Regions from separate parts of the Homo sapiens genome. Here region 1 is linked to region 2. Evidence: chromatin loops called from intact Hi-C (ENCODE). Cell type or tissue: PC-9. All regions are shown on one strand. Each heading gives the region's core, and the rest is flanking DNA. Links, peaks and the distances in the headings are about the cores only.

Region 1 (16,093 bases), core at 4,341-12,340, 290 kb before region 2:
GACCAGCCTGGGCAACATAGTGAGAGGCCAGCCTGAGTCTCCCAGAGTGCTGGGATTACCTGTGTGAGCCACTGTGCCCAGCCTGGTAAATTTTTAATGATGGAAATACTAGGTCAAAGGTAACATGCACTTAAAATGTTGATTTCTGCTGGCAAACTGAATAAACTGCTGTAGTTTATTCTTCTACCATCAATGTGTGAACCTACCAGATTTTCCACATTCTAGCAAATGATGCATGCAAACTGTTTAATTTTCCCAATGATAGTTGAAAAGTGGCCTCTTCCATTATTTAATGATGATACTATCATTATTTAATTTGCATTTTCTCAATTCTGAGGTTAAACATCCTTTAATGTATTTGTTGGCCATTTATATCTTTTTGGTTCAGTGAAATGCCCTGTTCTTGACACATTTTTTTCCTCTTGGGTTTTTGTCCTTCTATATTATTTTATTAAGGAAATTAGCTCTTTTTCTGCTTGTAGATTATAAATCTGGTTTTTTTGTTTGTTTGTTTTACCATTTGAAGCCTGTTTATTAGATTATTTTTCACAAAGAGGAAATTTTAAATTTTTATTTAGCAATTTGAACAATTGTTCTCTGTTTTTTAAGTTCTTGCATTGGTTTTTAGGTTTTGCATTGATTTATCTCCATTCCAAGATTTAAAAATCCATGTTTTGTTTTCTTCTAGTGCTTTAATAAGATATATTTTTAGGCCAGGCACGGTGGCTCACGCCTGTAATTCCAGCACTTTGGGAGGCCAAGGCTGGTGAATCATGAGGTCAGGAGTTTGAGACCAGCCTGGCCAACATGGTGAAACACTGTCTCTACTAAAAATACAAAAATTAGCTGGGCGTGGTGGCGCGTGCCTGTAGTCCCAGCTACTCGGGAGGCTGAGGCAGGAGAATCACTTGAACCCAGGAGGCAGAAGTTGTAGGGAGCTGAGATCACGCCACTGCACTCCAGCCTGGTGACAGAGCGAGACTCTGTCTCAGTAATAATAATAATAATAATAATAATAATAATAATAATAATGTTCACTTTTACATTTAAATCTTTGAACAGTCCAAAGCAGCTTCATTCAGTAGAACCTCCTGTGTTGATGGAAATGTTCTGTGTTGTCCAATATGGCAGCCACCAGCCCCATGTGGCTCTTGAGCACTTGAATTGTGACTAATGCAACTGAATATGAGTTTTTACCATTATTTAATTTAAATTAATTTAACTGTAAAGAGCTCCAGGCGACTGGTGGCTACATTATTACAACTAGAGTTTATTCTGGTTTTAAGATTGCAGGAAGAGCCAGGCGCGGTGGCTCATGCTGTTAATCCCAGTACTTTGGAAGGCTGAGGTGGGTGGATCCCTTGAGCTCAGGAGTTCGAGACCAGTTTGGGCAATGGTGAAACTCTGTCTCTACAAAAAAATACAAAATGAGCCAGGCATGGTGGTGTGCACCTATAATCCCAGCTACTCAGGAGGCTAAGATGGGAGAATTGCTTGAACCCAGGAGGCGGAGGTTGCAGTGAGCTGAGATCTCACTACTGCACTCCAGCCTGTGCAACAGAGACCCTGTCTCAAAAACTAAATAAATTAAAAAATAAAAATAAAAAAATTGCAGTAGGGGCGGGGCACGATATCTCATGCCTGTAATCCCAGCACTTTGGGAGGCTGAGGTGGGTGGTTCACTTGAGGTCAAGAGTTTGCGGCCAGCCTGGCCAACATGGTAAAACCTTGTCTCTACTAAAAATACAAAAATTAGCCGGGCATGGTGGTGCATGCTTGTAATCCCAGCTACTTGGGAGGCTGAGGCAGGAGAATCATTTGAACTGGGAGGCAGAGGTTGCAGTGAACCGAGATGGAGCCACTGAACTCCAGCCTGGGAGACAGAGTGAGACTCTGTCTCAAAATGATAATAATAATAATAATAATAATAATAATAATAATTGCAATATGGATCACTTCCCCACCCCTACTCGCTGATACCAGTTGTCCCAATGTCATGCACAGAACCTTGCTTTTGCCCTAGATGTGAAGTGTCCCCATTGCCATATGCTCAATTTCCATGTATATTTGAGTCTATTTCTGGATACTCTGCTTACTTTCATTGATTTTAGGGAAACTTTATATCTTTATGAGAGCTTTCAGAGAGCTTCTCTACCTTACAGTATCTCAGAGCCTTAGGATTGCTTAACAGAAACATCTATTGGCTAACCTTAGCATAGAAGATGGCAATTTATTCTTTGTTAGTTCCCATTCTATTTTTTGACCATAATATTTAACCTGAACTAACAATGATGGCAAAGAACATAGAAAAACAGCCGAAGGGTTGACACGTGGAATTTTTAAAGAACTAAACACACACACACACACACACACACACACACACACACACACACAGATTTTTCCAAAGTTTTCATTCTCCTGGAGCCAGCTCCAGGTAAATGGGGCTGGGGGCAAGGTCAGTTTCAGCACCTTCATGTATGCATCTCTGGGCCCTCCCATCCCAAACAGCAGATATTCCTCACTCATCCAGAGCCTCCCAAATCTGTCCTCCCCTCCTCTCTCAGGAAAGGACTGAGCCAATGTCCTCTCACAGGAAAGCCCAAGGGGTCCTTCCCAGAGGGATGTGCATTTCAAAGGGGAGAAGATCCCTGGCTTTATAAGAATAATGACAAATTACTGGGGAATTTCTGGTACAACCATTGAGAAGAGACTAATAGTTGGGGGTGTTAAGTCACCTTCTTGTCTGCTAAGAAACTTGATTTCTTAGATTTGTAAGATTTGTTGGCTGGGTATGGGGGCTCACGTCTGTAATCCCAGCACTTTGGGAAGCTGAGGTGGGTGGATCACCCGAGGTCAGGAGTTCGAGACCAGCCTGGCCAACATGGTGAAACACTATCTGTACTAGAAATGCAAAAATTAGCTGGGTGTGGTGGCGTGTGCCTGTAATCCCAGCTACTTGGGAGGCTGAGGCAAGAGAATCACTTGAACCTGGGAGCGGAGGTTGCAGTGAGCCGAGATGGTGCCACTACACTCCAGCCTGGGCAACAGAGTGAGCCTTGTCTCAAAAAAGAAAAAAAAAAGATTTGTCAAGTGGGTAAACGCCAAGGGGGAGCCATAAGGAACAGTCTTGACTCCCAGCTGTCTTTCTTCTTTACTTTTCCAATCTTGATCCACTGCTTCTCCCTTTCCTGTCCTAGATGACTCCTTGGGGCGGAGCCACAGCTTTCCGGCCATCTCAGCTGCCACAGCCTCATTTAGGTGATGCCAATTCCCTTCCCAAGATTAAATGATTGAGGCCAGCCTAATACCCACACTTCCACCTTGTAACTGGGGTGTGCCTAGCTCTGCCAGCCAAACCCCACCGTGGGAGAGAGGGTACCTCTTCTCTTCCTTCTCCCATCCTTTCCTGTCTGTGTCTTCTGGGGCCAGGGCAGGCAGGGAAGGGCTTAGCAGAAAGGAGCAAAACTCCTTTGACTTTGAGTGTGTTCTTTGTAGTTCTCTCTTGGCTCCCAAAGCTCTTGGCCATGGCACGCGTCCAAGTGCTGGCTCTTTTGTCACACTCAAGATATCAGCTCTTAGGAGGGCCTATGCTCTAACTAACTGCAGCTCTGTTCAACTCCTGCCCCAGGGTCCAGCCCATGGCTTCTTACAGCTGAGGACCCTATGCCCTTGAAGGCTGCCTTTGTGGGTGGGTTCCCATAATGTCAACTCTAGTCAGCCTATCTTCTCAGCATCCACTTGCCACTCCCCTCCCGAAGAAAAAACTCATGCATTCATACCAGACCCAATGTTGGGGGTCCGTGCAACTGTACAGCAGCCCACTCCCTCAGCCCTGCCATCTACCACAGGTGCCCCAGCCAGCTCCCACTGTCAGAGCCCTCCGCTGGGGAGCAGGATCCAGTTTTCCCAAGCCCTCCCACCTATGCTTCACCCCAGTGCATCAGAATGGCCTGCACTTCTGCAGCTCAGCCACTGTTCAGGTGGAGTGAAGCACAGGCACCAGCAGCCTCTACAGAGTGTTCTCTTGGAGGCATCTGGGGTTCAAGGTGGGAGTAGTGGGAAAACACTTCAGCACCCTCCCCCACCTCAGTTGGACTCTTCTCCATTTCTTCCTCAATTCCTACCAGCAATCTCCAGTAAACTCCAGTCTTTCTCAAGATAGCTTGCTGGTGGGAGTGGATTTGAGTACTGCAGAACCTACCTGGTCAACTCAGGATAAATTCCACGGGGATGTGTCTTTTTTTCTTTCTTTCTTTCTTTTTTGAGATGGAGTTTCGCTCTTGTTGCCCATGCTGGAGTGCAGTGGCTCAGCTCACTGCAACCTCCATCTCCTGGGTTCAAGTGATTCTTCTGCCTCAACCTCCCAAGTAGCTGGGATTACAGGCGTGCACCACCATGCCCAGGTACTTTTGTATTTTTAGTAGAGCTGGGGTTTCACCATGTTGGTCAGGCTGGTCTCGAACTCCTGACCTCAAGTGATCCACCCGCCTCAGCCTCCCAAAATGCTGGGATTACAGGCTCGAACCACTGCGCCTGGGCAGGATGTGTCTTGAAGCTCGACTTTAGAACCTAAAGTTATTTTAGAACAAAATGCTAGAACAATAGTTAGCAAAATAAAAAGAGAAACGTTTTTAAGTTGACAGGTATTCAGATTCATTTTGAAGTTCTTTCTTTGCATTTGCACTGCTACTGGGAAGGTTTTTTCTCCTCTTTGGCAAAAGTAGGCTTCACGTTATCCATTCCAGCTCGCTGTGTACAGCAAGCATGTGACAGGCATCCTACCTGGCTGCGGCTGCAGCTGTAGCTGAGCACAGCCAACCCGTGGAATCCAGGTATGAGCAGCAGAGGCGGCCCCACGATGCTTGGCAGAGCTATAAGTTCTCCCCATGGGAATAAGTAGAAATTGTGCTGAGTTCAGATAAGAGGTATCTAATTAATAAGAAATTTAAAGAAGACCCAGTTTGTTCCCCACAGTGAGTAGTCTCCTTATACAAATGCCATAGACTGGTGGATTCAGGGAACCTCATGGCCACAATGGGCTTAATTGTCCTTTATGGAAGCACAGCTGAGCACAGTTGGGAATCAGAAACGGGGCTTTGGGAAATAGATATCGGCCAGTTAGTTCCACATTCATTTTCAATTGCTTGTGAACTGAAATATTTTCCTCACAAACAAAACACAAAAGGTAATTTTCCTCTGCTGATGTTGAATTTTGAAAATCAGGCTGGATCCTAGCACTTTGGGAGGCCATGGCAGGATGGTTGCTTGAGCCCAGGAATTTGAGACCAGCCTGAGCAACATAGCAAGATCTTGTCTCTACAACAAAAATTGTAATTAGCTGGATGCGGTGGCGTGCAACTATGGGCCCAGCTACTTGGGAGGCTGAGGTGAGAGGATTGCTTCAGCCCAGAGGGTCGAGGCTGCAGTGAGCCATAATTGCACCACTGCACTCCAGCCTGGGCAACAGAGCGAGACCCCGTCTCAAAAAAACAACAAAACAAAAACAAACAAACAAAACGACAAAAGAAAATCATGCTGAAGACCTTTTGGTTTTGCATTTACATCCTAGAACTATAAATCGGTAGCCAGAGCTGTCCTGAGCACCTTGTCAATGCTGAACGCATGAGCAGGGGCCTGTCCATATCCACTTCTCTAAGTCCATGAGCTTCCTCATTTTCTCTCAAGGGGAGCCATTGTTTTGTTCAACCCACATCCGTTGAGCAGCATTGATAACCGGCTCCTCAATGAGTAGAGGCAGGGGAGGGAAGAGTCAGGATGTGTGTTCTAATCCTGGTGCTGGGTCTGACTCTGAACCTTTTCATATGAGTCTCCTCGGGCTGTTCTCACAAAGCCCCGCAAACTGGGTGGCTTAAAATAACAGAAATTCACTCTCTTGCAGTCATGGAGGCCAGAAGTCCAACAGCATAGGTGGCAGCAGGGTGGGTTCCTTCCTGGGGGCCCGGGGGTTGAATCTGTCCCATGCTTCTCTCCTGGCTTTGCTGGGAGTCTTTGGTGTTCCCTTGGTTCGTGGACACATGGCTCCAGTCTCTGCCCCTGTAAACGCACAGCATTCTCCCTATGTCTGTCTCTGTGTCTTTTCTTTTTATAAGGACATCAGTCGTATTGCATTAAGGGCCCACCCTACACCAGTAACACCTCATCTTAACTTCACATCTTAATGACGTCTACAAAGACTCTATTTCCAAATCAAGTGTATGCACAGGATTAGGACTTCAACCTATCATTTTGGGGGACACAATTCAACACCTTCCAACCTGGCTTCTGCTATTGGGATATTTACTGTGAGAGTCACGAGGAAGAACTTTGGAGTCCTGGTGACATCTAGCTAGCCCACACTACCTCTTCCCCAGTGCCTTGAAGAGCAGCCCTTGGCTACTGACGGCAGACCAACGATTATAATTCGTGTTCTTCATTTGGTCACACAAAACCCAAACTAATGCACAAAAATTGAATGTAGTGGGTCACAGTTAGTAATTGAGCTAGTACAATCTTTGAAAAATCTCTTCTCCACAAATCTCAAATTCTTCCTAACCATTTGGTCTAACTGCATTTTGATACTTGTTCTCTTGCTCTACTTATTTCCCTCTGAGATCGCAAATGAATCGCCTCGTGAAAGCACACACTTGTCGCATTTCTTCTGAATTCTGATCCCTTTAATTCTGGTCCTTTGTCACTGACACCCATCCTGTTTCCTGTGCTAACAGACCAACAGCTTTGCTCTTATCTTCACCCCCTGGCAGCATGACTCTGAGCTGTGTCCCTAGATAGCATGTAATTCCCACCAGTGTTTATGGAATATTCCATCTAGCGCATCTCCTCCGCTGACTCATCATGTTCAGTTTGAGAACTTCAAACTGGCCAGTGTTGGTGGACGGGGCAAGTGTGACCCAAGAGCCACCCACAGGCAAGTAGCCCCCGCTCCAGGCTCACCTCTTCTTCCCTTTTGCATAACTCCATTCCAATCCTCCATCTGTCAGTCTCTTCCACTCAGCTCTCCCAATAGCTGGGCTGTTTAGTTGACATCAACTCCCAACAGCTGGGCTGTGTGGTTGTCCTGATGTTGACATCCTTGGGCTGTTTGTAAAGGAGAAGCCTCTAGCATTCTTACTGCATTTTTGTTTTTGTTTTTGTTGTTGTTTTCTTTTAAGATACGGTCTCGCTCTGTTGCCCAGGCTGGAGTGCAGTGGCTCCATCATAGTTCGCTGCAGCCTTGGACTCCTGAGTGCAAGTGATCCTCCCATCTTAGCCCCCTGAGTAGGTGGGACTACAAGCACACACCATCATGTCCAGCTAATTTTTTTATTTTTATTTTTTTGTAGAGACAGAATCGCGCTATGTTGCCCAGGCTGTTCTCTAACTCTTAGGCTCCAGCAATCTGCCTGCCTTGACCACCCAAAGTTCTGGGATTACAAGCATGAGCCACGGTGCCTGGCCCTGCTTAGAGCTGAGGTCCTGCAGCCCGTGCTCAGGTGCTGTGAGAGGAAGGGGCAGGGTCTCAGCATCTTGAAAGCAAACATTCACTAACCTCTCCATCTTTAGTAGGAGGCTCTGCTCTCAGGGGAGCCTGGTGTGGCCAGCCCAGAGGGTGTTTGCTTTCCTCTCTCCCAAGGGTCCAGTCCCAGGCTTTGCTGGGTGGGAAGAGGCATTTTCTCAACTGAGTGTTGCTTAAATGAACTCTCATCCCATTCTCCTTGGTTCAGTTCTATGCCCGCTGCCCCAACTCACCCTACTTCTGGAGGTACCTAGACCTTTCGGTGATTCCACACCTTGGATCTCAGCCTTCTCGTAGCCTGCACAAAGTTCCCAAGCTCTGCTGGGTCTTTATCACTCACTGGACTGCTTTCCAACTTCCAAGTCTTGTGGCTGTTGTTTATTCTTCCATTTTTCTCATTTATATGCCTTAAACAACACTTTTGTATTTGTATTATATGGCTCTATTGTAATACATTTAATTAATCAACTATTGTTTTGGATATTTAAATTGTTTCCATTTTTGTTATATTACAGTGAAGCTGAATTGAACAGCCCTGTACATATTTGTTCCTATAGCTGTTGACTATTTCTTAGAATAAATTATTGAAAGAGAAATTGCTGGAAACACAAACATACACAATATTTACTATATATTATATATATCAAAAGATTTATGAGTATATACATATTCATATCATATATATAATATATATTCTAGATATATATGATAATATTGTTTAAAAAATGATTTTGGTGCTATCCAGTGCAGGTATGCTTTTCTTTCATTAACTTTAGTGGTTGGGGTCTGACTCCTTGGGCTCAAATCTCAGCTCTTCCACTCACAGTTGGTGTGATATCATTTAGCCTCTCTGTGTGTTAGTGTGCTCTTCTGTGAAATGGCTGTGATAGATTGCCTGCCTTTCACACAGTAGTGAAGATTCAGTACAGCCATCACCGTAACGACCCTGGCACTGAGCCCAGCACAGAGCCAGCCCTTAGGAAGGTTCTGAAACGCTGGCCTTCAGGGTCAGGAAACAGCATTCCTCTTCCCACCTGACTTCTTTCTTTTTCCTTTTTTTTTTGAGACAGGATCTTGCTCTGTCACCCAGGCTGGAATGCAGTGGCGCAATCACTGCAGCCTTGATCTCCTAGGCTCAAGCAATTCTCCTACCTCAGCCTCCTGAGTAGCTGGGACCAGCGGTGCATACCGCCAACCCTGGCTAATTAAAAAAAAAATTTTTTTTATAGAGACGGAGATCTTGCTATGTTGCCCAGGCCAGTCTTGAACTCCTGGGCCCAAACAATCCTCCCGCCTCGGACTCCCAAAGTGCTGGGATTATAGATGTGAGCCACTGCATCTGATCCCCACCTGACTTCTGAACAATGCTAAACTAAATAAAAATATCAGTGGACAGAGACCTCAATGTCACCTTTATTACTGACAAGGCCAGATTCAAGGAACAGCCTGCTAGCTCCCTGCCTGTAGTGTAGAATTGGCACAGGTCTTGGAGGGAGATTTGAGTCTGTGCCCAGCTAGACACTATACCCCATCCCTCCCTTGGGCTGGTCTGCATAGAGACAGAGGGGAAAGACAGACTCTTGGGGCTTAGACTGTCGATAGGTTACCTTCTTGCAGCAGAGCAGTGAGAGCTGGAGCTGTTGCCCACGGAGAGCTTGCTCTGCTACCGTGGAGTGGGGGCAGGAGACCTGGAGTACTCTGGGAAAGTCCTTCTTCAAGAAAACCAGAGGGGCAGCTTCTCTAATCCCAGCTTTCTGTCCTCTTTACTCCCTGCGCTTCCCGTTCAAGACAGTGGTCGACCAAGGGCCAGCCTCACCTCCCAGAGCAAGCAAAGCAGCAGTTTGTCTGAGCAGGGCTGTGCCCACCTTTCTGTGATGCTATCTGACACCAGGCGCTGGGCTTTCAGAGATTCTCTTAGGCGCTTAGAGAAGTACAGAGTTTGCTCCTAAAGAGCTCTGAAATCAGTCAGAATACCACGTGAGTTAAATCAACTCAAGGTCACTTTTCCCCAAGGCCAAACACTCACTCTCTTTTATTTCTCATCTCAAATTATATCTAACCATGTTGTTTGACATTTCTTATCAGAGGTTCTGCAGTGTGATCAAATGACATCCTAAAGATATCCCCAAAATTCAGAAGCTCTAACAAGTTGTCTCATATTTGAATATAAGCCCTCTCTTCATTAAGAAATTCCTGGGGATAAATTAAAACCAGAAGATTAAGTTTCCTTGCAACTTGAAGTTCAAAGAAGTGAAAGTCCAAGGGAATCAAAGTTGGAATTAAATTTTTTTGCCCTTGCGAGTTAAAAGTCAAAGAAATAAAAGACCAAACATCAAGCTCCCCAGTTTCTAATTTGTCTCGGGCTCAGACATAGATGTTCTTGACAGATGTGCAGGTAGCCCCGGGGCGCTTCCTGCAGTTGGATTCTCCTCTGTTGGAGATGGCAGGGTTTCCAACTTTGGCCACAAAGGACAGTTACCTGGTGTCTTAGTTGCCTAGGACTGCCATAACAAGAGAACACAAACTGGATGGCTTAAAATGACTAAAATTAGCCTGGGCAACATAGTGTGACCCCATTTCTACAAAAAATAGAAAAAATTAGCCGAGTGTGGTCGTGCACATCTGTAGTCCCAGCTACTTGGGAGGTGGAGGCAGGAGGATCATGAGCCCAGGAGTTCCAGATTGCACCACTGCACTCCAATCCGGGCAACAGAGCAAGACCCTGTTTCAAAACAAAACGAAACACAAGCCAACAAAAGACAACAGAAATGTATTCTCTCATAACTCTGGAGGCTAAAAGTTCAAAATCCAGGTGTCATCAGGATTGGTTCCTTCTGGAAGCTCTAAGAAAGAAACCGTCCCATGCCTCTCTCCAGCTTCTACACCTTGCTGTGCCTTGGCTTGTGGACCCTCCACTCCAGTCTCTGCCTCTGTCTTCATGTCACCTTCTCTGTGATTCTGTGTGTCCTTTTTCTGTCTCTTATAAGGACACTCATAGGATTTAGGGCCCACCCAAATTCCACATGCTCTCTGTATTAGTCTGTTCTCGCTGCTGCTAAAGACATACCCGAGACTGGGTGATTTGTAAAGAAAAACAGTTTTCATGGACTCACAGTTCCACGTGGCTGGGTAGGCCTCGCAATCATTGTGGAAGGCGAGGGAAGAATAAAGGCACGTCTTACATGGGGGAGGCAAAGAGACAATGAGAGCCAAGCGAAAGGGGGTTCCCCTCATAAAACCATCAGATCTCATGAGACTTATTCACTCCCATGAGAACAGGGTGGGAGAAACCACCTCCATGATTCAATGATCTCCCACTGGGTCCCTCCCACCACACATGGGAATTATGGGAGCTACAATTCAAGATGAGATTTGGGTGGGGACACAGCCAAACCATATCGCTTTCACTTTGATCCTTAATTAATTCCATCTGCAAATATACCCCATTTCTAAAGAAGGTCACATTTTGAGCTTCTGGGTAGACACAAATTTTTGTGCTACTGCACTTGGGGAGAGTCAGTGACTCCTGGCACCCAGGCCGTATCCCACCCCTGTGGATTCAGAATCTCTAGGGTGAGGCCCCAGCAACAGGACTTTTCAAGCCTCCTTGGGCGATTCCAAAGTGCAGCCATGGCTGAGAAGCTGATCCAGGCCTCGGGAAGTTGAGTGGGTCTCTTGCATGTACCCCTTTTAAAGCAGTCAAGAGTGAAAAGGATGGGAACAACAGAATACCCTGGGCACACCCTCTGCCTTAAGGAAGCAGGCTTGTACCAGCCTTGCAGCCACCTGGGGGTGGGGTCTGAATGAGGGAATGAGGTGGAGAGAATCTTGCTTTCACCTCCAAGGATGCCCACCAGTCCAAGGCAGTTGACTGCCACTTTTGTAGTATATTTTATTTCAGCTGGAGTTTTTACAACTTAGATGAACTTTAGCTTTATTGAGGGCAGACTTTAAACACTCTTTACGCCGAATTCTGTTAGCTTGGGTTAATTGTATGGCCGTGGTGGCTGGCAAGAAATTAAGCAACCCTAAATATTAGTATAGCCTAGTTAAACTTTGGTTTATTACTAAAGACTTATCACTGCTGTTTCACGTGGGGGTGTGGTTGAGCAAAGTGTTTTGAGCCGCTTTCGGACTGGTGGGCATCCTTGACCTCTGAATGAAATGCAAGTGGAAGAACCTGCATCAACGCATTGTGATGATGCTGTGTTTGCTTCATCTCAGGGAGAATCCATCTGCTCATCAGAGACTTCGCTGCCTTCTGGCAAAGCTTACGCATTTGCTGTGGGTACATACCCCATTCCCAGGTCTTACTTGAGATAATGCTTTTCCCCTTTCTGCATAAGGAGACCTCTGATTTGGCCTTTGCCTTTTCAGCCCAACCTCTGGGCTGCTCCACTGGGCTTTATGGGGCCTGGCCTTAAAGTGTTTGGCTGGTGTGGGTTTCCCACTGCTGCCCTTGTCTGATGGTGGTGGTGGGGGCCCTTGAGTTTCTAGTAGTTTAAGTTATTTCCTAAATTAAGCATGTAATTTTTCTTAATTTTGTATTTCTTCTTAATTGTTCTTAATATTTTTTCTTAATTTCTTTCTAATTAAGCATGTAGGGTGAGCCTTGTTTGCCTGGTCTGAGTGCCTTGCCTCCTATTTCCTTGTGGCTTTGGTTTTTCTAACTGACTCCTCCATACTCTGCCTTGTGAGGCTGCCATAGTGAGAAAAATGAAATCAAAATGTTCTAGGTCTGTCGCAACCACCCATTGTTCAAAAAGTTCTCCTCTGCTGACGACTAACTCCCTCCTGAGTGGGACAATTCTACCTGGGTGATATTCTCCCATAAGATGAGTATTTTGGCTGGGCTTGGACTTGATTTGTTACTGCCCTCCTTGGCTCAGGACATCTTGGCTGAATCTCCTCTTAGAGTTCTTATTCCTGGAGCTTGTTCTCATAGGGTACAGAAGTACCCATGTCATGCTGACTGTGACACCTTAAAATCCACCTAAAGATGCTGCTTTCAGTGTTTTGCTCTCATCTTGGTGGCCTTCTCTCAAATCTGTTCAGATTTCCTGTGCCCACTTAGAATAGCTGTTCAACCATTAATGGTGTTTTTCCAGCTACACTTGCCATAGACTCTGATGCTCCAAGTGGTTCTCCTGGAAAGGTGGTCCTTCCAACATAGCCCTGAGAGTGCAGAGCTGCTAGATTTCATCAGACACCATTGATGCTTCTGATCTGTTAACAATGAAGATCATGTTGTCAACAGCACCCTCCCCCTTTCCCCTGTAAGAGCAGTTAGGTGTGCCCTTTCCTATTGATATTTGTCTTTCCTAGACCATAGATTTCATTTTCCCCCTGCAATACTGTTGTGGATGTCTGCTAGATTACACTCTTTCTCCTATATTATAAGGAAATTTCTTTCTCCAGTGGAAACCTCCTGGTTGGCCCTATTTTTATTTTTCCAAGGCTGCTGTTCTGACTTTCAGCCTTAAGCTTTTTTTCTTAAATGTCACTCTGATTTCTTCTTGATTTTTGAGCAAATATGATTTCTAAAGACAACATGTAACGGGCACAGGCCTTTCTAGCTTTTGGGTTGGCAATAACTTACTGACTTGTTTCTCTGTCTTAATCTAAAATGGCAGCTTATGTACACACACACACACACACACACACACACACACACACACTTGCATATATATGTGATGGTAGCATAAATATATATTATTTTACAACAGAGACCTGTGGGGTTTTTTTAATTTGTGTATTGCCAGAAATCCATCACTTCCTGAGAGTGAGTCAGTTTGGGTCTCTGAAGGTGAAAGCCAAGATCAGAACTTTTGCAATGAACAGATCCAGAGCTGACTTGAGACCCTAGTGGGGAACCACATAATTCAGCTGAGTCCCTCCAGCTTTCTCCTTGGCTATACATGGAGAATAGAATTGGGTATCCAATCTATTGCTGCCCATCTCCCTCATGCTAAAGCTTCAGTGAATGTGGAACCCAGCTGCCTCATAGTTTAAAAGCAGAATATATTCTGTCAAAGGAGGTCTCCTTTAGCCTTAGCCTCACCTGCAATACCAGCATGCATATTCCGATGTGTCTGCACAGTGTGGTTCAAGGTCAATGCACAACAGCCGGCACATCAAGGCCACCCACGCAGCTCATGTCTGGCTAATGCACTTGCTTGGTCCCTGTGGCGCATGCCTGTGCTAAGGCCCCGGGGTCTGTGCAGCTTCCCTGCAGCTTGTACCACCTGTTCAGGTTTGCATAGGCTGTCCTAGCTTGGGAGCATTTGCTAAGGTGTGGGTAGCTTGCACTTGGTCAAGGTCAGGACCTACTGCCCTTCCTGTTTAACAACAAAACTACCCAAACCTGCAGCAACTCACCAAGGTCAAACCTCATTTGGACTGTTTTAAATCTGCTTGTCCAGAAGCTACGAGAAGTTATTAGAAACTGTTGATATCCAAAATCTGCAAGGTCTGTTCTCACTAAAACCTCAATTGACCTGTGTCTTTTGTAATCCATAAAGGACTCCTATACCAGATCATGGTTTAGACATATGGCAGCACCAGGCTTAGAAGTACCCTATTGGCTCACCGTAAGTAAAGACAAAAGATGGCAGCCTGGAATGCTTGGGGCTGGAAGCTGTAGATGGAAATTCAGCTCTTTGCTGGCAGGAGTGGGGACGGGCCTGAGCTATGCATGCTCCGTCTCTTTCCCTGACTTCCCAATCAGGTCACTGACCCCAGCCTTCTAGGGAAAAGTAAGAGGTAGGACAAGGACTTGGAGTATTTAGGGAAAGCTTCTCTCATGGAAACCAGTGTAGCAATGGAGAAGCAATGGAAATGCAGTTATCACTATTTAGGAGGAGTTGAATGCCTTTTAGACACTTAGCACTATTTTGAGGTTGTCATGGCCACATCTTATGTTAGCTTTCAAATGGTAAGCTTCACATGAGCATCTAAACTCTGGGGTTTCCAGTGTCCCTTATTGAAGTGTTAACTTAAATTATACACAAATCTTTCACCCGAAATGCAGTTAATTGCTGTGGATTGGTAGAGCTCCAATGTCCACAGAAAATGTAATTTTGGAAATAAAATTCACTGTGATATAAGTATCTTAATTTATTTGACTCTTTGCCAGTTATAAGGTTTAGAGAATTGGCAATTATATTAGGATCATTTTCATTCTATTTCGTGTCCTTGGCTCTATGATGGCAACAAAGGGAAAAGGTTGCATATTTGTTTCCAGTTGAGGCTGAGCCCCTACATCTCTTCTAAGCTGCATCACTAGAGAAGGAGCTCAAGTGAAGTGTACCCTTGATGGATGTTCGTGAGTCCTCTCTGGCTACAAAATGGACTGTGGGTTTCTGGAGGATTGGTTTTGCTGCCATTTCCATGACACTGGTAGCCTCCCCGATATACTTACCTAGAGCAGGATAAATGGCCCCTGTGGTGTTGAATTGGAATCAGAGGTATCAGCATAAACTCATCATTTTATAGAGCAAGCATGACAGGTGATAGATGGTATAGTTGTATGTGTACACATGGGTTATTAACACATACATATCTTTCCCAGCTTTGTCTGCTGAGAAAGTCTAGAAGCAATGACATCCCACTAACAATGAGTAAACCTAGTGCCTGTAGCTTGGTCTTTAAACACCATCCCCAATAAAAGGAGGCAAGGGAAGTGGTGCCAGGGCAGGGAAAATACAAGATGAGCCTAGAACATCTTGTGATGCCAGGAAGTAAGGGAGTGCTCAAGAAAAGATGGAGTTTGTTAAAAGATTGCAGGAATCAACCCAAAGGACCTGTTAGTGGTCCAAGCTGAAACATTTGAGCAAGAAAATAAATGATGATAGTACTGAATTTTAATGTAAAGAATAAAATAAGTGTGGGCATGGTGGCTCAAGCTTGTAATCCTAGCACTTTGGGAGGCCGAGATGGGCAGATCATGAGGTCAGGAGTTTGAGACCAGCCTGGCCAACATGGTGAAATCTTGTCTCTACTAAAAATACAAAAATTAGCTGAGCATGGTGGTGTGTGCCTGTAATTCCAGCTACTGGGGAGGCTGAGGCAGGAGAATGGCTTGAACCCAGGAGGCGGAGGTTGCAGTGAGTCAAGATTGTGCTACTGCACTCCAGCCTGGGAGACAGAGCAAGACTCCGTCTCAAAAAAACGAAAACAAAAAAACCCAAAAACCAAAACCAAAAAACTAAAAATTAGCTGGGTGTGGTGGCATGCACCTGTAGTCCCAACTACTGGGGAGGCTAAGGCAGGATAATCGCTTGAACCTGGGAGGCGGAGGTTGCAGTGAGCCGAGATAGCACCACTGCACTCCAGCCTGGGCAGCAGATTGAGACTCCATCGCAAAAAAAAAAAAAAAAAAAAAAATAGAAAGCCATCATGAGTTTGTAATGGTGTAAATGAACAATTGCATAAGTAGGTGAGTAAATGAGGGAGCAATAGAATTTCAATTACTAAAGAGAAATAGAATGAAGTAGAGGAGAGCATTAAGCAAACACCTCAGTAATAATTGCTGCAGATAAGAGCCCCACTGATAATAAAATTAGTAGTTTTAGAAACCGC
Region 2 (16,093 bases), core at 4,574-12,573:
GGGACCATCTTGTACTTTTCATCCACACTGCGTCTTCTCTCACACCCCTCTGCGCTACACTGAGAGCCTCTCTTCCCATTCTCACAGACCAGTGATTGATAAAAACCATGGGAGGACCTAGCCAAATTCCTCTCATTAATGACAACTAATCAGGTGGTAGCTAGCAGCCCAGATAACCTGAGAAAGGTGCCCTTTCTCTCTTCTTCACAGCACACTCTTATCTTTCTATATTTTCCTCTTGGAGAAGGAATGAACACTGACCCACCACTCCCCAACTGCCAAAAAGATCCAGGTGCATTTGTATTGAATATTCAACTCCAGGCTTACTGACACAGTCTAGTTAAATCCAAACCCTACATTATTGTTCTTCTTATGTTTTCAGAGATTACATTTAGAGACACTTGGTAGGCACAGGAAATATCACCCACACTTTGAAGTACATTTTGTATAGACAAGCTATAAGTTATCTTCACTTTTTAAAAAATCTATGGAACCAATACCTGCCTTGCAGGGTCATTGTAAGAATTAACTTAAATCACAAATTTAATGTCCCCAGCATATTAATAGAACCGCAGCAAATATTTTTATGCAAGTCGAATTTTATTTGGTAACTCTGAAAATGACAATAGCTAACATTGAATAGCCCATTACAGTTTAATGGGGTCTTTCTCAAGCTCTACCTTATTTAATCTCCTTAGCAATCATATGAGGCAGTTACTGTGCCACTAGAAAGAATGCTAATTGCAAATCATCTTGCGGTTAGAGATATTTCCATGTCAGACAGTGTCTGCCAGTAGAATTTTAAGCTTTTCAAGCTGATGTTCTCTTTTTACCCAGAGCAGAGATCTTGGGTGATGTCGCCTGAATGAGCCTTTCCGATATACTTACTGCCAAAGGCATCCAACTCTCCATATCTTTGTCTTCCCATTATCCATCTGTGTGCTAGCAAAGCTGCGTTTTGTCTGAGGTTTTGTATGTTTGCCTCTTTCCTCCTTCCTCTTCTTCCTCCCTCCTCTTTGGCAACAGCAGTTTCTCCTTGGCACTGTTCTTCTCCCTACTTACATCGGCTCCTGGAGCTATGGAAAAGAAATTAGTTGACTAACCTACCACACAAATTTAGGTAGCTTATCTTTTCTTGAGAGAGAACAGAAAAATTTATTTGATCACATGACATTAATTCACAGTTCAGATTCCTGGAGTAGGGGTCTTTAGGGACACACCAGAGAGATAAATCTTTGCAGCAAGAGTTTATAATAAATACAAATGCTACTAGAAAATTGCAAGATATTTTGACCAAGCTCCTACTCTGAAAGAAAAGACTAGAAGTAAACAAACTTTTCAATCCTGGAGCAAGTGTGGGACAAGCAGGAGTCAAGGTGACAAGGCCTTGCCAAGGCTTCTGCAGGAAGAAATCTGTAGGTACCTGGAAACCCTGCAGAACTCTTCTGACAATTTCCTTCTTTATAGGACCTTCACATTGAAATGTGGATGTATAGTCCTTGTTTTGCCAGAACAGACAAGAAAATAGTGCAAGGCTGGTCAGAGTTGACTTCACTGCCTTGTGGACAAAGGAAATCATGCAACACGGACTCAACTCAAAAAGCCTCGGAGAATTCTAGAATCCTTTGACAGAATGGAAACCTCAACTAGCAAAGTGAGCTAATGGAAGCACTGATTCTATTGCTAACAGATAATTTTAAACCAGTGATTTTCAGCTCATTGGCCTCAAAATCAAATACTGACACCAAATAACAGAGACGATTTCACAATTCTGATTTCTTATTCAAGAACAATAGCAGCAGTCTTCTCGTTGAAAGCAGGATAGGTGCCTAGTACTGCCTCCTTAAGAGATGGAGGTGGGGAGGGGCATAGGTTTTTGTTTGGCTTTGCTTCGTTATCATTGTGTGTGTGTATGTTTGTGTGTGTGTGTGTGTGTGTGTGTGTGTGTGTGTGTGTGTGTTTTAAAAGAAGCTTATTTCTAACCAAGCAAGCACACAGGTGGACTCTAGAAAGCCCACAACATAGTCTTTCACTTTATGCCCTACCTACTTTTACCCAACTTATACACCACCCACAGTTGGGTGGGGTTTTCCTAACACATCTTGCCCCTATTACCCAATGGGCAATAGGTCTTTGATGGGCAATAGATCTGAATCTTTGATGCAGGCTTTCTGGAGAGCCATCTTAGACTAAAGAAGTAAAGATAGTCTTTTCATTGGACCATCCCTCCTCCTGTCATATCTTCCACACAGAGCTCTATATCCTCATCTTAGCACACTTCCTCCTAAAGGTTGTTCTGTCCCTTCCTTTTCCTTGAGGTAACGACAAATCACAACCTGCTAAAGTTATTAAAACTACAGGATCTCCTTTGAGAGCTGATGACAGCTTGTCCTGCCAAGCATCAGTTAAATGCTTAAGCAACATCTCTGTAAAGTAGCTTGCAATTCTTTTGGGAGCATTTTGGATACAGAGAGTGTGGACAACTTAGCCCTGATATTTTTTGGGAAGTGGACAACTTGCAGAATAAGGTGCCTAAAATTTGACCTGGATTCTTTCTTCCATTTGCATCCATCCATATGAATTTCCTAGGAAGGTAGGACTTAAAGGTGATTCATCATTCTAATTACCATGTGGCCCCAGTGGGTTATGAACCACTAAACTAAAGTCTTTATAAAGCACATGTTCTTCTCTATCTTTCTACTCAGGGACAATGCATCTTGGGATTCACTTTGACAAAGCAGAGTGAACATGTCCAGGACTCCAGAACACTTAATTGATTTTTGAGTGTCAAACCAACCTTGCATACCTGAGATACGTCACACTTGGTCATGGTGTATCATCCTTTTTATACATTGCTAGGTTTGGTTTGCTAGCATTTTGTTGAAGGATTTTACATTTATATTAATAAGAAACATTGGTCTGTAGTTTTCTCTTCTTGTGATATCTTTGTATGGTTTTGGTACCAGATTGAGGTGGGATCTACTTCCAGCCTTGCTCCCCAAAACTGATTTTAAATTCAGTATCTAAAATACATTCTAAATGTAAATCAAGTCGATCATGTTCTGACCCTACCTCCAATGGCTTCCCATTGCATGCACCATGCAGAGCACTCACCAAGGTCTCCAGTGCCTACCTCTTGACCTTCACGTCTTGATATCTCTCTCTTGCTCCTTTGACTGTAGCACACTGGTCTTTTTGAGGTTCTGTCAATCTGTCATGCTACTTTTCTCCTTAGGGCCTCTATGCTTCCAGTTTCCCTTGTCTGGAATGCCATGAATGGCCCCTTCTGATCATGCAGGCCTGTAGGCAAACATCAGTTACTTAAAGGCCTTCTGCAAAGACCGCACCTAAAATAACCTCTATTCCATGGTCACTCTTTGCCCATTACCCTGCTTAATTTGTTTCAGCACTTATATTCTGATATCACATTATTTGTTCACTTATGTATGGCTTGCCTCCCCGACTACAATGTAAATTCCATGAAAGTGTGGATTTTGTCCTATTCCGTAATGGATCACCAGTACCTAAGACTGTGAGGGATGCTTGGTAAATGCTCATAAATGTTTCTTGAATGAATGAAGTGCACAAAGATTTCTGTACAAGGATATTCATCAAAGCATTATTTATAATAGTAACATATTTACAACTACATAAATGTCCAACAGTAGAGGAATTGCCAAATAAGTTCAAATATCCATAGAATGGAACAAGATGTAGTCATTTAAAATAATGTTTTACATTTTCTAATGACATGAAAAATTTGTATAATATAATATTGTGTGAAAAATATGTTACATCTCTACATAATTTGAGCCTAATTATGTTTTATAATTATGTGTATAAAATAAAAGACGAGCATCAAAATCTTAACAGTGACGGTCTTGGGTAGAGAGTTATGGGTGATTTCAATGTTTCCTTTATACTTTTTTGTATGTTCTAAATTTTCCCTGACATGCACACATTATTTTATGATAAAATTCTTTTAAAATTATTATTGCTCTATAACTTACATATAGCCAGTAGATATATAGTACCTGCATATCATTTTAGAGCATATAAATTTTCAAGCAAGAAGATAAACTCTCTCCTAAGCTGAAGTATTCCTTCTAGTAATCTTTCAAGTAGAACTTTCTACAGTGGTTCTGATTATATAATGGATTGATGGTTTTCTTGTGCTTCTTTTTGCCTGAAGAGACCAGGGACGAGGTTTGGTTTGCTCTCTTTGTAATGCCAACTGATCCCTGATGCCCATGATCCACTTAGCCCTACAGATTGTCACTCCCTGATGGGAGACCACATCCCCTGCGTCTTTCTCCATCCTGTGGAATCTACCATGCATCTCGCCCCGGCTCCATGTTGATGACACTGATCACACAAAGCACAGCCCTCCTTTCACTGGCCTGTGCTCCGTGGCTTCTACCCACTCACAGTAGGACTGACAGGCAGCCTTCCCCTCAGATCTCACGGCTTCAGGAACTCCCAACAGGCAAGGTCTTCTGTAGGATGCTAGGAGTCATGCTAATGACCCCATATGCTCTTAGAGAAAAGAGGGAGCTTCCTCAATGTACGGCTGGTGAGAAGAGAAGGCCCTGCCTGTATACACAGTCTTTCCTCCTCCCTTCCCTTCTCTGGTGTGGATGATGGATCTTTCCAATTCCAGACTAGCTCTTCCTTCCCATGTGCCTGGTGCCATTGGCTGCAGTGGAGTCAGCTCCCCACCAGTTGGCAAGGCTGACTGGGCCTCGCTTCATGAAGGACCTCATCTCTAGAGAAAGAACTATGCTCTGTCCTGCCAAAAGGTGCCAGCCTGCTCTATGGGATGGCTCCAACATCCCAAGGAAACCCCTGTGGGGTGGGGAATATCAGCCTGTCTGCACTATTCTGAAGGCACAGAAATATTCCAAGACTTGGGCTGAACCTGAGTTTCCCAATCCAGGTTGTGGATGTAAATAGAAGCTGAAGCGGCCAAGAAAATCTCACAGGCAAGGCTCGATCGCTCACTCACCGGCCCAGAATGTGTCCTGGCATAACCATTGCCAGGCCCCTGGAATCCTGAAGAGTTTAAAGAATTCCAGGAGGCAGCCACATAACAGAGATGCAGAATAAACTCCAAATCAGCCACCTCCGAAGGGATGAGGGTGCTGCTTCCAAGGCCCTCAACCCCAGCTCCCAGAAGGATAGGGGGTTTTTATGTTTTCTTCTCAGACTCCTTCCTTAAATTGTCTGTAAAACTAAAGCAGCCGAGACATTTTCTCTTAAATGAGTTAAATGGGCCAACATTAATAATAATCACTAATATTCGTTCAGCACCTTTTTCTACTAGGCATTGTGATAAGCTCTTTCTACATCCCCCTGTAGCTCAGTTAGAGCCAAAGTCTTCCATAGAACCTAAGAGCCCATGAGACGGTCCCTACCCCTCTGCCTCCTGACCTCCTCCCCAGTCCTTGTCGTCCTCGGTCCTCAGACACACAGATCAGCTCCTCCTTCAGGGCCTTAGCACTTGGGCTGGCCTCTGCCTGAACAGCTCCTCCCAAATTCTCAATCCACACAGCTCCCTCTCACCACCTCCGGGCCTCCCCATGGACACCTACTCCTTAGAGGAGTGTTTCTTGGCCTTGGGCATAAAATCGTCCCGCCAACCCTGTTGTTTTGTGGGGTATTGATCATCTTCTGACACCTATTGATGTGTGCCCTGGAAAGGTGAGGGTTTGTCTTTTTTATGCCAAGTTTCTATATTTAAAACCGTGGCTGTCCAAAGAGGATATACAGAAGGCCAATAAGCACATGAAAAGATGCTCAGTGCCACTCATCATCAGAGAAATGCAAATCAAAACCTCAATGAGACACTACCCCACCCACTAGGATGGCTATAATAAAACAAAACAAAAACCTGAAAATAACAAGTGTTGGCAAAGATGTGGATAAATTTGAATCTTTGTGCACTCTTGGTGGGACAGTACAATGTGCCACCACCATGGAAAATAATATGGAGGTTCCTAAAAAATTCAGCATGGATCCACCAAATGCAGCAATCCCACTTCTGGGTATACGTCTGAAAGCATTGGAAGCAGAGTCTGAGAGAGATGTTTGTACACCTATGTTCACAGCAGCATTATTTATAATAGTCAGACTTTAGCAGCAGTCCAAGGGCCCATCAGCAGATGAATGGCTGAGCAAGATGTCTTAAGTACACACAACGGAATACTCTGCAGCCTAAAAAGGAGGGAAATCTTGTGACATGCTGCCACATGGATAGACCTTGAGGACACTAAGCTGAGTGAAATGAGCCAGCCACAAAAAGACACACACTGTATGATTCCACTTACATGCGCTATCTAAAGTAGCCAAGGCAGGGCGCATGGCGCCTGCCTGTTATCCCAGCACTTTGGGAGGCCGAGACAGGAGGATTGCTTAAGCCCAGGAGTCTGAGACCAGCTTGAGCAACAAAGTGAGATCCCTGCCTCTATAAAAAATGGAAAAAAAAAATATTAGCCAGGCATGGTGGCATGTGCCTGTAGTCCCAGCTACTCAGGAAGTTGAGCTAGGAGGATCACTTGAGCCTGGGCAGTAGAGGCCACAGTGAGCTATGATCGCATCGCTGCGCTCCAGTTGGGGAAACAGAGTGAGACTCTGTCTCAGAAAACCCCCAAAACAATACATAAATAAATAAAGTAGTAGTAGTCAAGTATATAGATACGGAAAGCAGAAAGGTGGTTGTCAGGGGCTGTGGGGAAAGGAGAAAAGGAAATTGTCGCTCAGTGGGTATAAAGTTTCCTTTTTGCAGGATGAAAATTTTCTGGAGATGTGCTGGGGTGCACTTGGTACCTGGATCCTGGATCATGGTGGATGAGAAGTGTCCTCCAAGTCACCTTCCTACTGCAATGTGGTGCTTCTGGTCTGGAAGAGAGATGACCCTGAGTCCCTCCCTATGTCCACGCCTAGGCCCCCTCCAGGGGTGGAGAGTGACAACAGAACAAAGTCCTCTCCCACTGAGGCACACCACTCCTGTTCCAGGGAAGGGAATATAGGGCTTCAGGGCAGGGAAGGGAAATGGACAGGGCCGAGGATACCAAGGGGCAGTGAGCTGGGAGCCCGGAACCCATCCCTCATGAGAAGAGAAATGGTGACACCGGAAGCGAGCAGGCCCAGGACCCTGAACCGCACTCCATTGTCCCATCAGACTTTACTCACAAAACACTAATTCAGAGAGAAAATGATCTAGAAGTTTAAGACAGTGATCCCAGAGTGTCAAACGGCAAGCAGGGGCTCTTCTGGGTGGGACCCTGAGCAATGACCCCAGTCTCATATCTATGAAGCCAGCCCTGTGTGGGGGATGCTAAGAATCTCTGAAGGGTATTTGCTGGACATTAAGACTTTTCTGACCACCCCAGACCTGGCTAGAATCCTAGCCAGGGCAGGAACCTGGTCATTTGTGTCACAGAGCCCCAGTAATTCTCATGACTGGACAACTTTGGGAAGCACAGCCCACATGCCTGCTTCCTTGCCGAGGGAGTGGCAGGAAATACCGCCTGTGCCTAGGCAATCATTCTGTTATGTTTGTGACCCTGACCCTTACAGTCTGATTAGACCAGAGACAGGTACATGGTTCAAGAACAGATAACCTATAGGCTGGCTGACACCCTATTATGTAGCTTCACACAAAAAAGCTCTGCCAAACAGAAGCAGTGGCGATTGTTCACTCCAATTAGAGTGGTTTTTATCAAGATTGCAAACTGAAACTGGGAGCAGATGGAGAAGGACAGACAGACACACACACACACACATACACACACAGACACACACAGAGAGAGAGAGAGGAATTAGCTGAGTCATGTTGATGATAGAGCAACAGGGTCAGGATGAGTAGACATCCCCTCGTGAGAAGACATTCTCCAGACCTCTTGGCTGGTAGTTCAGCCATTGGGCTCCTAGGACCCTAGGACCATTGCTCAGAGCCTAACGTGATTTGTTCTCTTGGCAAAATGGCCTGATGTCAAGGCCATGCCATCCTTATTTTCAAGAGTTTTCTTGCCTCTTGTGATATAACCTGAGTGATTTTATTCTTGCAACAAGAAAGGATCATTTTCATTTGTCAGATGAGAAAACTGAGGTTCAGGTTGCTTAGGTAACAGGCATGACGTCATGAAGATACGCTGATGCCAAAGGTCAGTGTGGGCTGCCTCCTGAAAGATGGCAATACTTAGAATGTTGATCACTGGTGGGGGAGGAGGGGTGCAAAATGAGAGGCAGAGCAGAAAAGAGGTCCCTGAATGTCACTGGTGCTCCTACCTGAGGCCAGAAGCAGATCAATACCCTAGCTTCACCTGCATCCGGGTCAGATTGGCACAGGCGACAGGGCTCCTTCTTCTCTGACACTGTTTGCTGGCTGCAAGCCTCATCTCAGCCTCCTGGGGTGCTGTACGGATGTTATAATAGCCTGAGGCAATGACAGCTGCAGTCCTGGTGAAATAGCTGAGAAGGAATTTGCTTGTTCCTTTCTGGTGATCAAAAGAGAGAGAAGGCAGTCCCCCAGGCTGAGACAGTGGGTGGGGACCCACGTTGTGGCACCTCCCAAACAGGCCGAAGGGGAGAGAGCCAGCATTTTCTATGGGGCAAAGTCTTGTACACCCTTTCCTTGCTGCTCCAACTTTAATCGCCTTTATGGTTAATGCACACAGATGCCCAGGATCTTTGCAGAATTATTCATTCTCTGCAACTTTCCTCCTGGGGGTTGGCAGGAACTGCTTGGTTTGATTTTTATAACATTCTTAACTGTAAATGCTGTGGCCCAGGCTTCAGCAATGGAGTGGGAAGCTTGGGAAGTGATTGGTGAAATTTCTGACATAGAGCCCAGTGGGCTTGTCTTAAGACAGGATTCCTGTCAATTTCTTTGAATATCCATTCAGGGAGAGTCAACTCAGATGGAGGAGAAACACTCCTCCTGTTCCCATCTGTCATTTTTGCAAGATGTTTGTTTGTCCTAACTAATGGCTCACCTCGGGCCATCAGACATTTGTTTTTAATTTTCCTCCTTGGATTGAACCTGTTTTAGAAAACAGATTGTATGGAATATTCCAGAAGTTCACTTTTGTTCCAATAAACCAAAATATTCAGTCTATAAGGGATAACGTTTAAAAGATTCAATGCCCTTGGGAAAAAAAGTTGCTGAGTCAGAACTTGCAGTCTTTAAAATTTGTCTTAGGCTGCCTTTGCAGACTGAGTGACAGCATTTTCCTTGTCATAAGTCTCAGATTTCTAGGACAGAGGTAAAGGGATATGACTAAGAAAGGAGACTGCTCATCACTTTTTAATTCACAAGAATGAGCACAGAGTTTCCATTTCCGCTGGCTAAATTGAGTATGTCACTGGGGAGCATATCATGACTTGGTTGCATGGGGCTGCAAGAAGTAGCTTAATTCGGCCTCACCCACCAAGGCAGAAGGCCTGTCCTGCTCACTGCCTCAATTCCACTGAGTAGAGGACCTCCTTCAGCTGCTCAAGGGCCCAGCAGGTTGGAGGTTCCCCAGAAGTCCCCGCTGTTCCTCCAAGTGTGAGGCACAAGTTCCAAGTGAAAGACAGACAGAGGGTTTGTAAGCAGTGGGCCCCTGTGCTGTGATGGGCATGACTATCTGGGAAATAGAGCTTCCCTGTCCACACTTGCCAACCAGTCTCCTCTTGGCTGTAGTATTAAGGACAGCAAATGATCGTTGTTCAGCCAAAAGTTCTAATAGCCTGGAAGGTAGGGTACACTGACTTCCCAAGTCCCTGGCCAAGTCCTTTCTCAGCAATTTAAACCCAAATTTAAAACCAGGCCAAAATTTTGATCACTCAGCCGAACTGTACCTGATGTCTGTAGACTTTTTGAAGGTCTACTTCAACCAGTTTGTTGCAATAGTGGTGAAGTCTAAAATGCAATTGAGGGCCTTTCATGCATCATTGTCCTGGTGTAAATGTTAATAGCACTCACAAACTGTCCCACTTTTGATGACAAATTAAGTGGCTCCTCCAAGAGATGAAAGAGGATAGAAACCATAGGGTTTCTAAACCACCTTGCATGAAGGAAAAGACACTCCTTCACATAATCACCTCACCATTGCCACCATCACCATCATCACCACTACCATGACCATGACCACCATCACCATCATGATCAGCACAACCATCACCATCATCACCATTCACCATCATCACCATCACCACCATCATCACCACCACCATTACCATCAACTCACCATCGTCTTCACCATTATCATCATCACCATGGTCACTAACCCTCCTTACATTCAATGCAGTTTAGAAGGTGTTATCTGGTATTCTGACCTGATTTTATCTTTACAACATGCTGTAGGCAAGACAGCAGGGACAATTATGCCATTTGACAGGAGGGAAGGCTAAAACTCAGAGAGACGAAGCTACTTCCCTGCTCAATCTAGACCTCAAAGAGGTTTTCCCAGGGTGTGGCTCTTGCCCTCATGCTAGAAAGTGTTTGTCAGGCTAACAGTGAGGAGAGAGAGAGACAGCACGCGTGTGTGTGGCCTGTGTGCTCAAGCAGGTGTTTGAGGAGGAGAAACACATTCCAAGCAAAGGGAAGAGGTTGGCAACATAAGCCAATACTGTGCACTTTCAGATAACTGCTGTTTCTGCCTGGCCACTCCTTCTGAAGTCCTCTCGGGTCATGTGGCATCCTCTTCAAGCCCTGTCATGGTCTCTGTTCCCAGAGAAGGCAGAGTAGACTCTGCTTAGCATGGCCCCAGCGGCCCTTCCCCATCTGGCCCTGCTGCCTTCCTGGCCCCATTCAGTCTTCCCCAACCCCCTTCTTTAAAGCCTCTGTAACGCCTCTCACTGCTCCTTGAGCTGCTCTTAAACCCACAAGGGCTGTTTTCCTGCACATTATGCCTCAGCTCTTGCCTCCTCCTAAATGCCTTGCAAATCCCTTCCTGCTTGTCTGCCACCTCCTCCATGAGGCTTTGCTGTCAAGTCCTCCTCGGTGCCCTGCTGCACCCTGAGAATGCTTCCATTCTGACTGTGCTTGTCCTTTGTGTGCTGCAGCAGGGCTGTCAGCCTGAGCTGTCCCCTCAGCTGACTGTTTTCCAGGACCTGACATGAAGGAGCAGTCTTGGGAAAGGGCGGGGCTGTCTCTGCCTCGGGTGCTAAGGGCCACCCTGGGATAAGGCTCATGCTGTTTCCTCTGCTGGGGATGAGCCTAACCTCCACTGACAGGGAAAATGGGTGGACTTCCTATAGCTGCCTTTGGGTGGAGGAGAGGCCAAAGAGCCTATAGGAAGAGAATTTCCTTTAAGGGGAAAGGAGCCAGGCAGGATGACCTGGACCCACTGACAGCATTTTGGTTGTCAATAGGAAGGAGAGATTCTGAAAACAGCATCCTGGAAGTTAACTGAGCCCTCAAGGGCTCCTCCTGAACCAGTATCCTGGAGGAAGAGGACCACATGTGCAACCGAGTGAGCGGTGTGGTTGGATTAGTCTGCTGAGGCTGCCACAGAGTACTGCAAACTGGGTGACTTGAACAACATCCATTCATTATCTCGCAGTTCTGGAGACTCAAGTCCAACTTTAAGGTGTCTCCAGGGTTGGTTCCTTCTGAGGCTGTGAGGGAGGGTCTGTTCCAGGGCTTTCCTTGGCATGTGACAACTGTCTTCTCCCTGGGTCTCTTTACATCCGCTTTCTTCTATCCCGGTGTGTCTCTGTATCCAAATTTCTAGACACAGAGACAGATGGGGATAGGACCCTAGTCATATTGGATTTGGGCCCACCCTACTCTGGGATGACTTCTTCCTAGCTGAGATGATTGTAACTGCAATGACCCTCTAACGAAATACGGTCACATTCTGAGGTCCTGGGGGCTAGGACTGCCACATATGAATTTTAAGGCAGCATAATTCAGCCCATAACAATCACTGAACTCTGTGACATACTGGGACCCCAACAGCGCTTCTCCAATGCGGTGTACTATGATGGGGTGTATACAGGCACCACCACATCCGGCTAACACACCACTCCAGGCCATCAGGCAGCCCAGGCACAAGTAGCCTCCAGGAGAAAGCCGCTGAATCACGAGGACTGGCAAGGCCCCTGCTGTGCCCTGCAAAATGGCTCTTACTGGCCCTGAGCCATAGCAGGGACCTTGGTGCCAGGAACACAAGCCTAGCAGAGTGACAACAGGACCACACCTGCCCCATCCCTTAGCTTGGAAGTGGATGTGTTAGGAACCTCACGTGGACTCCCAGAGATTCTTGGCAGGGGGAGAGATCTTTGCAGAGGCAGAAAGGAGCCAGCATCAGGGCTATTTACAACATGCCTCCCTCTCCTACGGATTTGCAGGATGATAAAGGGGTGGTTTCTATCTTAATTCATCTTCATAACCCTAGAAACCAGCACAGCATCAATGCTTAATATATTTGTGGAGAATAAATGGGTAAATGAGATAGACAAGGCATTTTGGATCTCTGAAGGAAAATCAATGCATCAGTGAATCATTCCATTGGGCAGTGCAGGGCCCCATGGAAGATCACCCAGAAACAGGCAACACATGGCCCATTAACTCTGTCGTTTACTCAGTAAACAAGTTATTGAGTGCCTTCTCTGTGTTGGGCTCCTTTACCTGCCAGGGGTTACAAAGACGGCCTAGTCCAGACACTCGGATTAGCAATCCTGAAGAACAGATAAAACCGGAACAGAGGCCGGGCACAGTGGCTCATGCCTGTAATCCCAGCACTTTGGGAGGCCGAGACAGGAGGATCACTTGAGGTCAGGTGTTCGAGACCAGCCTGGCCCACATGGCGAAACCCCATCTTTACTAAAAATACAAAAATTAGCTGGGTGTGGTGGCACATGCCTGTAATCCCAGCTTCTTAGGAGGCTGAGGCAGGAGAATCGCTTGAACCCAGGAGGCAGAGATTCCAGTGAACCGAGATTGCACCACTGCACGCCAGCCTGGGTGACAGAGCAAGACTCTGTCTCAAAAAACAAACAAACAAACAAAAAAGAACACAACTGGAACAGAGTCCAGTGGCACGCTGAACTGTGTGGTCCTGATGGCCAGGCTGCAAACAGAGCATAGAAAAGAAATTGAGGCAGGTGGGAGAAACTGGTACGGGCTTCAGTTCTGGTTCTGCACTGTCCAGGGAGAGGGTGCAGGGTTAGAGCAAAGAAAATGGTTGGAAGTCACACAAGTTGCCAGATGTGGGGAGGAGGTCAAAGAGCGAGGCTTTATTTATTTATTTATTTTGAGATGGAGTTTCACTCTTGTCGCCCAGGCTGGAGTACGGTGGAGTACTCGGCTCACTGCAATCTCCACCTCCCAGGTTCAAGTGATTCTCTGGCCTCAGCCTCCTGAGTAGCTGAGACTACAGGAGCTACCATGCCGGGGTAATTTTTGTATTTTTAGTAGAGACGGGGTTTCACCATGTTGGTCAGGCTGGTCTCAAACTCCTGACCTCAGGTGATCTGCCTGCCTCGACCTCCCAAAGTGTTGAGATTATAGGCATGAGCCACCACGCCCAGCCAAAGAGTGAGGCTCTGTTTTTAATTTTCCCCAGAACAAGTGTTGGGATATCATGGGAAGTGAGGTGAGGTCAGTTTGTGGGATCTAAGCCTATTGGTCAGGGGTTGGGAAACTTCTCCTGTAAAGGACCCAATAGTAAGTCTCTCCAGCTGTGTGGCTGCCTATGGTGTCTGTTGCAGCTACTCAGCTCTGTTGTTGGAGCGTGCAAGCAGCCAAGAGACAAGTAAAGGCATGAGTGTGGCTGTATTCCAATCGAACTTTAGTTATGGACATTGCAGTTCACATTTTGTATAATTCTCACATAACACAAAATATTCTTCTTCCTTTTTTCCCCAATCATTAAAAAAATGTAAAGATCATTCTTTACTTGTGGGCCACATGAAAATAGGTGGCTACAGTGTGCTGGCCTCGGGTGTCCCTGGTGTTCCTCACAGGGTGATGTTAAGATGCAGGTTCAGACTCCGAGGGTCTGGGGTGGGGCCTGAGATTGCATGTCTGACAAGCTCTTGGTGCTGGCGTGGTGGATCCACAGACCACACTAGAACCACTGGTGTGGAGTCGGGAAAGCACAGCAGGAGCATTTGAGCAAGAGACCCTGGGTCACCTGGTCAGTCACCACGTCTACAGCGGGCAGGGTGCCAAGCATCGGGTGCTGACAGGGTAGCAAGGAGCAGCCCACAGTGGGAGTGGTGGAAAGAAGGTCTCTCCGCAGGTAGACACTGTGCCAGCACATCCTGCCCAGCCGCCATGCTCGGGGGAGTGGCCCCCATACAGGCCTTGAGAGCAACCTGGAACATTCCAAAACAAGCTTGAAAACTAATATTTCCAGGCAGGCATTGCCAAGTGCATTGACACTTGCCAATAACCCCAAAGCGGGATCTTTCCCTGATTTGCACGTGTTGCTTTAGCATGGGTGAAGTTGGGGCCAAGTATCCAAAGATGCATTCCCTCTTCATGGCAAATGTGGGTGAACATGTGCCGCATGTCACCAGGCACCGCCGTCCCTGCTCTGTGTGCAGGAGTGGAGAGCCTTGGGCAGCAGCAGCCAGCCATGCCATGGAAAGAAGGCTCCTACAAGGCCAGGGAGGCAACAGAGCTGAAGCCCACGGTGGGAGCCACCTCTCAGGTTTGACTCTTTCCTGGGGCCCCTGAAATGTGGCAGATGACGAGCCAGGCCTTAAGGCCAGCCTGCAGGCCTCTCCTGTGTGCACACTATGTTCTCATGCCTGTATACATGTTTTTGAGAGAAAGCCTAAAACATGCTGTCTTAACAACAGCCAATATAGATCACTTGACTTAATGTACTTCATATGGATTTAGTAATAATGAAAGCATGTGATAAAGCAGATCCCTGAAATAGGATGGCAAGCAGCATGCTGCTATGTGCAAAGCATGCCCAAGTAATGCTTTTTGCATTTGTTAAATAAGATGAATAACAAATGTTTCTTGTAGAAGAATAAAAATACAGCTAGACAAAAAGAGGTGTCAGGTCCCCAACATTGGGGAGCTCACCCTGGATGCCTGCTCTCAGGGGCTTGCTGGGCTGCTCCTGGGCCCCGTCTTGCTGGGAGGAGCCCATGTGTGGTGCCCCTCCTGAGAAACCCCTCCTGTCTCTCATGGATCCACTGCCCATCGCTCCTGTATGGCATTCATTTGATCAACTCACTGCACCCCCGGATGGCTGAACAGTCTGGACCTTTGCTTTGAGCAGACCATGTCTCTTGTCTTTTTGTAACTTCTTCTGATCTCTCAGGAGTACAGTTTCTTTGGTGCCCCCCCACCTTCCCCCTTGAGAACCATCCAGGAAATACCAACCTCTCTGGGCGCTTCCATCATCTCCCATATTCGAGGCTGGGGATCGTGGCCAACCTCCCTGATCTGGCCCACCCTGCTGCACTGGACCCTGCCCAAGGCCATGCTGGAGTGAGGGTGCCTGGTTTCGACAGCACTGGTTGGTGTCCGGTCTGGCAACTTCCTGCTCTCTCATTTGCATGCTGTCTAGCAATTGGAGATGCATTTGGACAAGAAGCTACCCTTTCAAACATGAGTACCCTGGTTGAGTTACTCCTCTAGGCTCTTGTGAGTTACTTTTTTCAAATATCCAAAGATCAGTGGGGCTCAGGGAACCAGCTCTGATGGAGGCAGGAAGGAAGAGCTGTGTGGAATGGACATTTTTGGAAAGTCAGAGGGCAATTCCAGGACCTTGGCACCTCGGAAGATGGGAGAGAAAGGAGAAAGGAAAGGGAGAGCAGAGATGGGCAGGGGCTGAGGTTCCTCCTCCACTGGGTCACTCTGCTGAAGGCTGCGGTGTCTGCAGGGCACTGGAATTCATGTCCAAGCCTTCCCAACTGGCCTGGCTTGCAGTTCCTTAGCTGGTCAATGCTTAAATCAAATTCCCAAGACTGTGGCGTGGAGCATCAAAACACTTAGCTTTCCATTCTCCCATTTTCTCTCGCATTTCCACATCTTGAGGTAGAATCTCTCTCCTTTCCGTAAAGAGGTGTAGAGAGAAAGTGGAAGAAGCAGAAGAGAGAACGTGGAGAGACCAGTGCCGGAGTCTCCAGCCTGTGC

Evidence for each region. Peaks named below come from ENCODE experiments on the same cell type or tissue, not always from the same donor. Only the 100,000 strongest peaks of a DNase experiment are listed, where the experiment ranks them.
Region 1: a loop joins it to region 2, with 2.2 times the contacts of the local background. A loop is called at or near these places in 1 of 110 quality-filtered maps.

The regions. Positions count from the first base shown.
Region 1 is chr2:235,451,541-235,467,633 of GRCh38, reverse strand. No RefSeq gene overlaps it. Among named protein-coding and RNA genes, the nearest start is that of AGAP1, 34 kb to the left of the region's middle. RefSeq lists a silencer at 6,881-7,077 and a cis regulatory region at 6,376-7,200. In PC-9, for the core only: no CTCF peak of the experiment used is centred there; a DNase peak (open chromatin) is centred at 8,553; H3K27ac peaks cover 1,197 bases.
Region 2 is chr2:235,163,396-235,179,488 of GRCh38, reverse strand. It overlaps LOC124907998 (a long non-coding RNA gene), which reads right to left and starts at 1,592. Exons shown (of 2, transcript XR_007088133.1): 1 at 1,424-1,592; 2 at 582-1,076. RefSeq lists a silencer at 7,806-7,992. In PC-9, for the core only: a CTCF peak has its summit at 8,406; DNase peaks (open chromatin) are centred at 7,538, 7,898, 8,438 and 9,268; H3K4me3 peaks cover 649 bases; H3K27ac peaks cover 3,321 bases.